Regions from separate parts of the Mus musculus genome. Here all the other regions are linked to region 1. Evidence: chromatin contacts called from ENCODE Hi-C or POLR2A ChIA-PET data. All regions are on one chromosome and are shown on one strand. Each heading gives the region's core, a stretch centred on a gene start or an enhancer-like site at or near the end of the contact. The rest is flanking DNA. Distances are from core to core; before and after follow the strand shown.

Region 1 (2,977 bases), core at 316-2,815:
AGGGCCGGAGCGAAAGGGGGTGGGGGGAGGAAAAAAAAGAACCGAACAACAAAATCAGGCCCAGAGAGCATGATACAATCTGAATTATAATTCCTAGTGTCTTTTGCAGCCCCAGGTGGGCTGAAGAAAAGTATGTGGTTATTTTGGTCATGTTTGAGGGCCCTCTTTCTGGTATGCTCAGGGAATTATTACCACTAGAAAACGTGGGCTCGTTCTTGGTCTGGAAACTGACTTCTTAGGTACCTTGCATTCTGAGACATATTTGGAAGTCTGGAGCTGAACCCTTTGGAGGCGTGGCCTTGAGACTACATTTCCCAGCTTGCCCTATGTTATCTGATTTCCTTGAACTTTGCTCGGGAACTTTATCGCCATGTTAAAAGATGAGTTTGGCGGTGACAAGCTTTAATCTTGTTTGAGAACTCAATTTCCCGTCGGCCCTTGGTCTACCTGATGCCTTAGGGAGCCCATTCATTCATTCATTCGAAATATTTTTTATTGCCTACTCTCAGGCTTAGTTCTAGTCATTAGGACTAAGAGGGTCTCAAAGAAAACAAATCGAGTTTACTTATAGCCGATGGGAGAGGGACAGATTCAAAACCAAAACAAGTACGGCATGGTGGCACTCCTTTAATTTCATCACTCCAGAGGCAGGAGGAGGCGGAGTTTTGTGAGTTCGAGGCCATTCTGTCTGCATAGTGAGCTTCAAACCAGGCAGGGCTACATACTGAGACCCTGTCTCAAAACAAAAATAACCCCCCCCCCACACACACACACACACAAACAAACAGACTCCTGTAATCCCAGCAATTAGGAGATGGAGACAGGAAGATCAGAAGTTCAAGGGCATTATTAATGAGTTCGAGCGCCATCCTATCTCAAAACAAATCGTAAAAAGTATGCAAAATTTATTTCTATCTCTCAGGATCCGCTATCCGCTATCATTTCCCATGCGCCTTGGGGTAGTCACTTTACAAAGTACACTACATTTCCCAGCATGCCCCAGTAGCCTGTCCGGCCGCTCTACCCAGATTCCCAGCACTCCCTAGGGACATGTCCTCCTTTAGGCAGTTCTCTTTTTGCTTGTTTTTTCGAGAGAGGGTTTCTCTGTGTAGCTCTGGCTGTCCTGGAACTCAGGACCAGGATCAGACCAGACTGGCCTCGAACTCACTGCCTCCCAAGTGCTGGGATTGAGGGCGTGCCTTTTGAGTTTTTCGTTCGACCCCTTCCAGCTCCGGATTTCTAAACGTGCCTCAGGATATATAGCGAGTCTAGCGAAGACTTCCGCTTGTAGAACCCATTTCCCAGCACTTCTGCCGGCCTGCCGGCTGCCTCATTCTCTAACCTATCTGCTCAAGTTATGCAAGGCTCCTCAATGGGGAGAAACTCCACTTCCCAGCTCGCTACGAGGGGCTTCTTTTTAGGCCCTTGCCCCCAGCGATAGCTACGCAAGTCTCAGGCGGGACTCGGTTACCCAGAGGGCTTTGGGTCGGCGCCGTGACGTCAATATACCGAGCGGGGGCTGGGCGAGCTTCTGGGCGGTGCTTGTCGCGCGGCGGTTCCCGGCGGCCCCCGGGGCGGGCGGGTGGCGGCTGTTCGTCGCCCGGTGCTCGCTCGCTCGCTTAGTAGGCGGGCGAGCGGCCGGCGCGATGTCCGGCGAGGATGGTCCGGCAGCGGGCCCGGGGGCGGCGGCGGCTGCTGCGGCCGCCCGTGAGCGGCGGCAGGAGCAGCTGCGGCAGTGGGGGGCTCGGGCGGGCGCCGACCCGGGCCCCGGGGAGCGGCGAGCCCGCACGGTCCGCTTCGAGCGCGCCGCTGAGTTCCTGGCGGCCTGCGCGGGGGGCGATCTGGACGAGGCTCGCCTGATGCTGCGCGCAGCGGATCCCGGTCCCGGCTCCGGCGCTGCGTCCGACCCCGCCGTCCCTCCGCCTGCCCGTGCCGTGCTCGACTCCACCAACGCGGATGGCATCAGCGCCCTGCACCAGGTCAGCGCCCCCGCCCCGCGTCTTCGCCACTCGGGCATCCTCCCTCCTCGGCCCTGATCCACCTCCCCTCGACTGTGCCATCGCTGAGGATCCCGCCTGCTCTGTGGCCGCCTCTTCTCTGTCATTCGTGCTGTCATCTCTCTCCCGTGCATTTTTTGCAGCATCGCTTACTTCCGTGCCTATGCTGGCCGGGTTCCTCCTTTCCTAGCTGGTACTTGTTTGACTGTGCTGAAGTCTTTCCTGACCCAGGCCTGTGGTTTCGTTCTCCTGCACTCTGACTTGACCCTCTTTAGGCCCAGGTCCTTCAGTGTCACTTCTTTGAAGGTCCATCCTGTTTGTGCCTTCCTCTTCTTCCCGTGACTTGTGCTGTACGTTGTGGCCTCAGGACAGTGTACCACGTTGTTTCCTTGAAAAGGCATTTCCTCTGTCGCGTCATCCTTTGCTTTTTTTTTTTTTTTTAATCTTTTCTCTTACCTACAATCCCATGTCCTTAATTACATTATCAATTCATCCCCCCCCCCCCCAATTTGGGGAGCTTGTCACCTCTTATAGAAGTTTCTCCTCAACTCTCTTTCTCTGTTTACATTGTTTGCCTTCCTGGAAACTTGTAGGCATTTGCTCTTCGAGGAGCTGGACCACTTTTCCTTTTGTTTTGTTGTTTTTCCTTTAGACAAGGTCTTGCTATGTAGCCCAGGCCATCCTCAAATGCAGGTCCTTATGTCTCTGCCCTCCTCCTCCTCCTCCTCCTCCTTCTTCTTCTTTTTTTCGAGACAGGGTTTCTCTGTATAGCCCTGGCTGGGAACTCACTGTAGACCAGACTGGCCTCCAACTAAGAAATCCGCCTGCCTCTGCCTCTGCCTCTGCCTCCCCAGTGCAGGGATTAAAGGCGTGCGCCACCATGCCAGGCCCTTCTCTGCCCTTCTTATTTCTGGAATTACATGGCCACTTCACCTATTGTTGGTTCATCTCCTAGACTTTATTTAGGCAACCAACGTCCT
Region 2 (2,977 bases), core at 304-2,803, 880 kb after region 1:
CAGATAACATAGTGTGTAAAAGCTGAGGGGGCTGGGAGATGGCTCTTCAGGTAAGGAGAGTACTTTCTAGTCGTCCAGAAGACTTGAGTTCAATCCGCAGCAGCCATGTCAGGCAGCTCATAAATGCCTAATATCTCCCACTCCAAAGGAAAAAGAACCTACGTCCTCTTCTTGCCTCCAGAGGCGCACACACATTTTTAAGAAAAGATACGTGCCGGGCAGTGGTGGCGCATGCCTTTAATCCCAGCACTTGGAAGGCAGAGGTGGATTTCTGAGTTCGAGGCCATCCTGGGCTACAGAGTGAGTTCCAGGACAGCCAGGGCTACACAGAGAAACCCTGTCTCGAAAAACCAAATAATAATAATAATAATTAAAATAAAATAAAATAAAGATATGCAGGGATGGTGGCTCAGGCGTGTGATATCAACACATAAGAACCCAAGGCAGACTGCTGTGAGTTTGAGGCCCACTTGAGCTAAGTGATTTGTATCCTCTATAAAAAAGAAAACTGAAAAGATTCAGAAGAAGTCAGTTCAAGGAAGTTTTTAACCTTAGTGTGGTGAGAGAGCTCAATAGTTAAAATTACCTGCTCACTGGAACTCAGAATGAGCACTGACTCCAGTAAGTTGTCCTCCGACCCCCCAAACCCAACTGGTAGCCAACACACACACACACACACACACACACACACACACACACCTTAAAAAATGTAATTTTAACTTTAAGAACGAACCAAGTATACATTAAATCACTATTTCAACATATAATCAATTAAAACCACATACATTAGAGCATTCTAGGTCTTTGAAAGTCAGGGTGGTAGATAGCTGGTGGTGGGTTTTAGAACTTCTCTGTCACACTCCAGGCCAGCAATACTGACAATTTTGGTACTGTGATGGCTGCCAAATCCAAGGCCTCACCCCAGACTTTCAGAATGAAAATTTAACAGGTCACCTCCATCTCCCGGGCTTCAATGCATCAGAACTGTGAGTAACCCTGTCCCACTGCAAGGTGGGAGGCTTGCTGAGAGATTTGCATAAGTCAGACTTCGCCGAGGAGTTCTGCCTACAGAGTCAAACTGAGTTGAATGTGCACCTCTTGTGTGTGGTGAGGGAAGAGCGACAGTAATGTCAGGATATGGCTGGCAAGGGGATGCGAGATGAAACTGTGCCGTGGAATGCTGATGACTTCCGGGTGGAGGATGCACTTTCGCGCCGGGGAAGGGGGCACTCACCGAGGCCCCAGACAGAGAAGGACACCACCAGCACCGGCTCCTTCGCCCAGGCATTCTTGAGGAAGGCAGAGATTCCTAGAGAGGTGAGAAGACAGTCACCCTTGGGGACTACTGCGGTGACCTCTAACACTCTCGTATCACCCCTGCTCTGCACCCTCGTGACTGCCGCGCCCCTATTCTGGGACGGATTACCGGTCCCCAAGGCTCCACTGAGACTCAGCCACGGATCAGCCCACAGTTTCCTGGAACTACTTGATCCCCGCGAGCTCCAAACCTGTACTTACTCCCGGCCATCTTGTTCTTGGCGGCGACAAGGAGCGGAGCTCTCTGGGAGTTGTGGTCCTTCTCCTTGCGTGAGGCCCCGCCCCTTGGGCGAGGACGTGGACCCTTTCGGGAGTTGTAGTTCTGGAGTGAGGCTTAAGAGGACTGAAAGATTTAAACCACCTTGAACACCTGCTGGCCTCACCATTTTCTTATAGTTTATAACTCAGCAAATGCATCGGAGAAGTAACATAACGTTCTCCTGTAATAAAGTCAGCTTTGGGCTGGAGAGATGGCTCAGAGCTCTGTCTGCTCTTCCAAAGGTTTAATTTCCAGTAACCACATGGTGACTGACAACCATCTGCAATGGGATCTGACGCCCTCTTCTGGTGTGTCTGAAGACTGCAACAGTGTACTCATAAATAAACCTTAAAAAAAAAAAAGTCAGCTTTACATTGAGATCACATCTAGACATAAGCTCATTCTGGAAATTCTAAATTAATCCCAAATATATTAAGGACTGCCTGTGCTTTGTGTTACTAGCATGCAGATCATGGCTTTTCCCTCCATCTGCCCCTTAGTGCTGAAAACTGAAACCAGGACAGGCTAGGCTACCCATCTCCGATTGAGCCACTCCTCCGTCCACTTGCTGATAGATTCTACTATCCCAGGTCCCTGCTGGTGGATTTTAGGCATATCTTTTATTGTTGAGCCACATTTTTCAGCCCTTTCATTACTTTTTATTTTGAGACAGGGCATTAAATGGCTCAAGTTGGCCCTGCAATCTTTGAACTTGACAGCCTCCTGCCTTGGTTTCTCAAGCTGGTGAGATTACAAGCCTGAGCCTCTAAGATAATGCACATCACTTAAAAAAATTAACATATCTGGACTGGACAGTGAGAGCAGTAATGGAGTCTGAGCCTTCTCTTGTTACCGGCATAGTACATATTGTACAGCAAGCTTCTTTTTCCCTTTCTACCTTTTTGTTTTGTTTTTTTTGTTGTTGTTGTTGTTTTTTTCCTCTTTTCCATTTTTCTTCCTCCCACCTGCCCCTTTCCTTTCTCTCCTCAGTGCTGAGGCTACTCTGGGCAAGTGGTCTTCTACTTAGCGACAACGTCCTCAGCCCTCCTCCCCAACTTTTAAGTTAAATTAAAGAACACCAGAGGCTATGACTGTTCCATCTTGCAACTTTTTCCAAGACAATGAAACTATGACACAGTTACCCAGGAGCCTCCACCTGACTCCTCTGTTCCCTAAACAGGACTCTCACATGGCTTTCTGGTGTTGCTTCATTTCCTCAGAGTGAAAAAGGCAGGGTCAACCTTTTCCTCAGCTCCACGGAGAGTGCCCACCATGGTCCTGTCGCTGATACTCCAGCTGTCGACTCTCTGTGAGCTGTCCCTCCCCTGTGTGTGGATCCTTGGCTGGGCTGAGGGCTATATCTGTTCATATGGAATTCAACATCCAATTTAGAAAAAGGAA
Region 3 (2,977 bases), core at 354-2,853, 510 kb before region 1:
TGTTTCCTTCTCTATAAAGTCAATATACCAAGGTTGTTGGGAGAATCGACAGGAATGAGGAAGCTTCAAAAATGTCCTTAGTGCACAGTCTAGAAAATAGAAAGCTCCAGGACTTTCCCCAGTGCCCACAAGATCCCAGGATAGTAGGAATTGAGTGTACTTGGGGTCAAAGGTCAAAGGTGCAGCTAGCAGCAGATTCTGTCGGGGGACCCTGCACCCCTCTTTTTATTATTTTATTGTTTGGTTGGTTTAAAGTTTTGTGTGTGGTGTTGGCTATCCTAATCAGGGCCTCACACATACTGGGCCTGAGCTACACCCCCAAAACTTGCACCCCCTTTTAATATGCACATAGCATGAGGTCCACACAGAAGCAACTTGTCCAGGATCATATGGTTCGCACGATGAGGAAGCCTGGACAAGAAGCTGAGTTTCTGAAACATACCTATGAAGTGACAGAGTGGCTCTTCGACCCTCTCCCACCCACAAGTCCGGTACGACGCGTGCCTGTCAGGCGCGAGTGGCCCAGCCCGCAAGCGGGGCGGGCCCTCAGGGTACGGTGGCCAATGAGCGGCGCGGGGACATTGGTGGCAGGGGCTGCCAGAAGGGGGTCTGCGCGCGCGAGCCCAGACCGCTCGGCGGGGCGCGAGGTCGACGTGCGCAGGAGAGAGCAAAGAAGCTGGGAACAGGTGCCGGGTGCGCGCTTATGCGCGCGCGCCGGGACCACCCTCTTTCCCCCATCCCCCCCACCCGGGCCCCCCGCCTCTGGGTACCTCATTTGCATGCTGCCTGGGCTCGCGTGTGTACGCGCGCGCGCGCCGGGGGCGACGGGCCGAAGCGTGGGAAGGGGCGGGAGAGAGGGGGCCCAGCCCCTAGGCGGCGGCGGGGCGGGGGTGTGGGAGGTAGCAGAGCGTGAGCTGGACCCCGCCCCTCGGCACGGAAGCCGGGGGCCCCTCCCTCCCTTCCCTGCTGCCAGCGCCCGCGGGGAACAAAGAGGATGCCCTGGGTCCCAAGGCCCCGACACGCTAGCAACAAATGCGCCTGCGTATCAGGCGCCTTCGTGTGCCCAGTGACAACGCACAAAAATCCCCAACCACCTGCAAAAATGCCTTTCCTCCCACGAAGCCTTCCCAACCCGGTGACCCAATCAAATACAGGTACCGGATAGATGAGAAGCGGGAAATGGCTGCTAAGTGCCCCTAATTAATATGGCGCCCATCAGCTTCAAAGAGCCATGGAGTTAAAGTAGTAAAATGGTGCTTGGTGTTTCCTAACTCTGAACAAGTTTGACCACTTGGATTTTTCTCCCTCTTCCCGCATCCTTCCCAGCAGAAGTCAAAGACTAGAAAAAAAAAGCAATCTTATCTAAACACATCTATGTTAACTCTTTGTAACCGCACCGTGGGCTACGAAATGCTGCACGCTGAGAGTATTGCCCTTAGTCTATATGGCGCCGCGGGTAACTTAGGCCCCGCCCCTGCCCTGCCCTCAACAAAGATGGCGCTAGCCTAGCTTCTTTAACCTCCGCGGCTGGAAATAGGAAAGGAAAACACAGAAGGGCGGGGCGGGGGCGGGATAGAGAAGCCAAGAAGGAGGGGTAAAGGGGGGTTGGGGGGGCGTAGAAGAGAGCTGAGGCGGAAGTCGAGAGGCCCCTCAGGTGGAAGTGACGCTGACCCCGCTACCCAAAATGTCGGCGCCCAGAGGGAGGTGTAAGTAATTAAACAGGAAAGCGGACAGACTTTCCCGGCCCCCCGGAGGCCTGCCTGGTCTCCAGGACCTCCGCAACGCAAAAGCAAGGTGGTCTTGCCTAGTTCCTGGGCCGCTTGACCTGCCCCCGACTCGGGCGCCCGAGACTGCACCTTGTAGGGGCAGGGAGAGGGGTACAAAGGGCCAGTTTTCCGGGCCTTGTTCGCAAGATCGAGCAGGGGTGGGGGTGGGGGCCGGCTGCACCAGACACCGTAGGGCGCAGGAGGGGCGGAGCTTAAGGTGGTCGGGGCGGGGCAGAACTGGAGGAGTAGCTTGTTGAGGCGTGGCTTATAGTTGGAGGGGAGGGGTTTCAAGAAAGTGTGGAGACTGGTTAGAAAATGGAGAGGTTTATATAAAGTGGGGCCTAGCAAAGAGGCGTGAATCTCATGAAATGGGGGAAAGGGCCTTGGTTGAAAAATTGAAGAAACTTCGTAAGATGAGGGGAAAACTGGGGTCCAGTAAGACAACAGAGGCCCAGAGTATGTTGTGTGAAGTTTGCCTGAGGTGTGACTTAAAGAAAAGCTTACCTTGACAAGGGGGTGGGGGTGGGGGCATTAGCGGGGCGGTGGTTGCGCACGCCTTTAATCCCAGCACTTGGGAGGCAGAGGCAAGCGAATTTCTGAGTTCGAGGCCAGCCTGGTCTACAAAGTGAGTTCCAGGACTGCCAGGGCTATACAGAGAAACCCTGTCTCGAAAAAAAAAAAAAAGAAAGAAAGAAAGAAAAAACAACAAGACAAGACGGGGGGCGGGGGGGGGGGCAGCGATCTAGGTGTGCAATTTGGAAAGTTTTAGTGGAACTATCAGGTTTTTATCACGAAGGTAAAAATGCTTGGGGGGGGGGCTTGGCGGCAAGCTAAGAATATAATAGCGAAGTAGAGGTGATTATAGAAAAATGTGACTTATTTGAAGGAGAAGTTAGGTGGGATTTGGAAGCAAGTCTCAGTGAAGATTTAACTTAGAAAAGTCAAGTTAACTAAGAAGCATATGAGAATAAAGAAACTAAGAGGAACTTGGTCAAACTGCTCAGTTACGTCTTTCCTGTGCCTCGGCTTTCCTAAGTGCGTTGTACAGCTTGCTACAGTTTTACTTAGCTCACACCATCACTGTATGAAGGAAACACTGGCATTCCCATTTCATTGGTAAAAAGGTTTTGTTTCTGAAACTACAGAACTAGTGTGAGCTCCCTAGAAGCACGAGGTGAAGGCACTTGTTTAAAAGAGAATCAAGAGCTTAG

What was found. Hi-C counts contacts between places; a loop is a spot of excess contacts on that map. ChIA-PET counts read pairs that join two places held with the same protein, here RNA polymerase II (POLR2A).
Region 2: POLR2A ChIA-PET joins it to region 1 with 14 read pairs in embryonic stem cell. The contact joins the promoter of Ndufa3 here to the promoter of Ppp1r12c in region 1. A Hi-C loop is called at or near these places in 1 of 37 maps with a recorded cell type or tissue (v-Abl transformed pro-B cells). POLR2A ChIA-PET finds 5 or more read pairs at or near these places in 2 of 5 experiments (Patski and embryonic stem cell).
Region 3: POLR2A ChIA-PET joins it to region 1 with 12 read pairs in Patski. The contact joins the promoter of Fiz1 here to the promoter of Ppp1r12c in region 1. POLR2A ChIA-PET finds 5 or more read pairs at or near these places in 4 of 5 experiments (Patski and embryonic stem cell).

The regions. Positions count from the first base shown.
Region 1 is chr7:4,500,268-4,503,244 of GRCm38, reverse strand. It overlaps Ppp1r12c (protein phosphatase 1, regulatory subunit 12C), which reads left to right and starts at 1,565. Exons shown (of 22, transcript NM_029834.3): 1 at 1,565-1,979. The coding sequence starts at 1,647.
Region 2 is chr7:3,615,949-3,618,925 of GRCm38, reverse strand. It overlaps Ndufa3 (NADH:ubiquinone oxidoreductase subunit A3), which reads right to left and starts at 1,553. Exons shown (of 4, transcript NM_025348.3): 1 at 1,519-1,553; 2 at 1,235-1,309. The coding sequence starts at 1,528. It overlaps Oscar (osteoclast associated receptor), which reads left to right and starts at 2,769. Exons shown (of 5, transcript NM_001290377.1): 1 at 2,769-2,885. The coding sequence starts at 2,849.
Region 3 is chr7:5,013,354-5,016,330 of GRCm38, reverse strand. It overlaps Fiz1 (Flt3 interacting zinc finger protein 1), which reads left to right and starts at 1,603. Exons shown (of 3, transcript NM_001110329.1): 1 at 1,603-1,706. It overlaps Zfp524 (zinc finger protein 524), which reads right to left and starts at 823. Exons shown (of 2, transcript NM_025324.2): 1 at 771-823.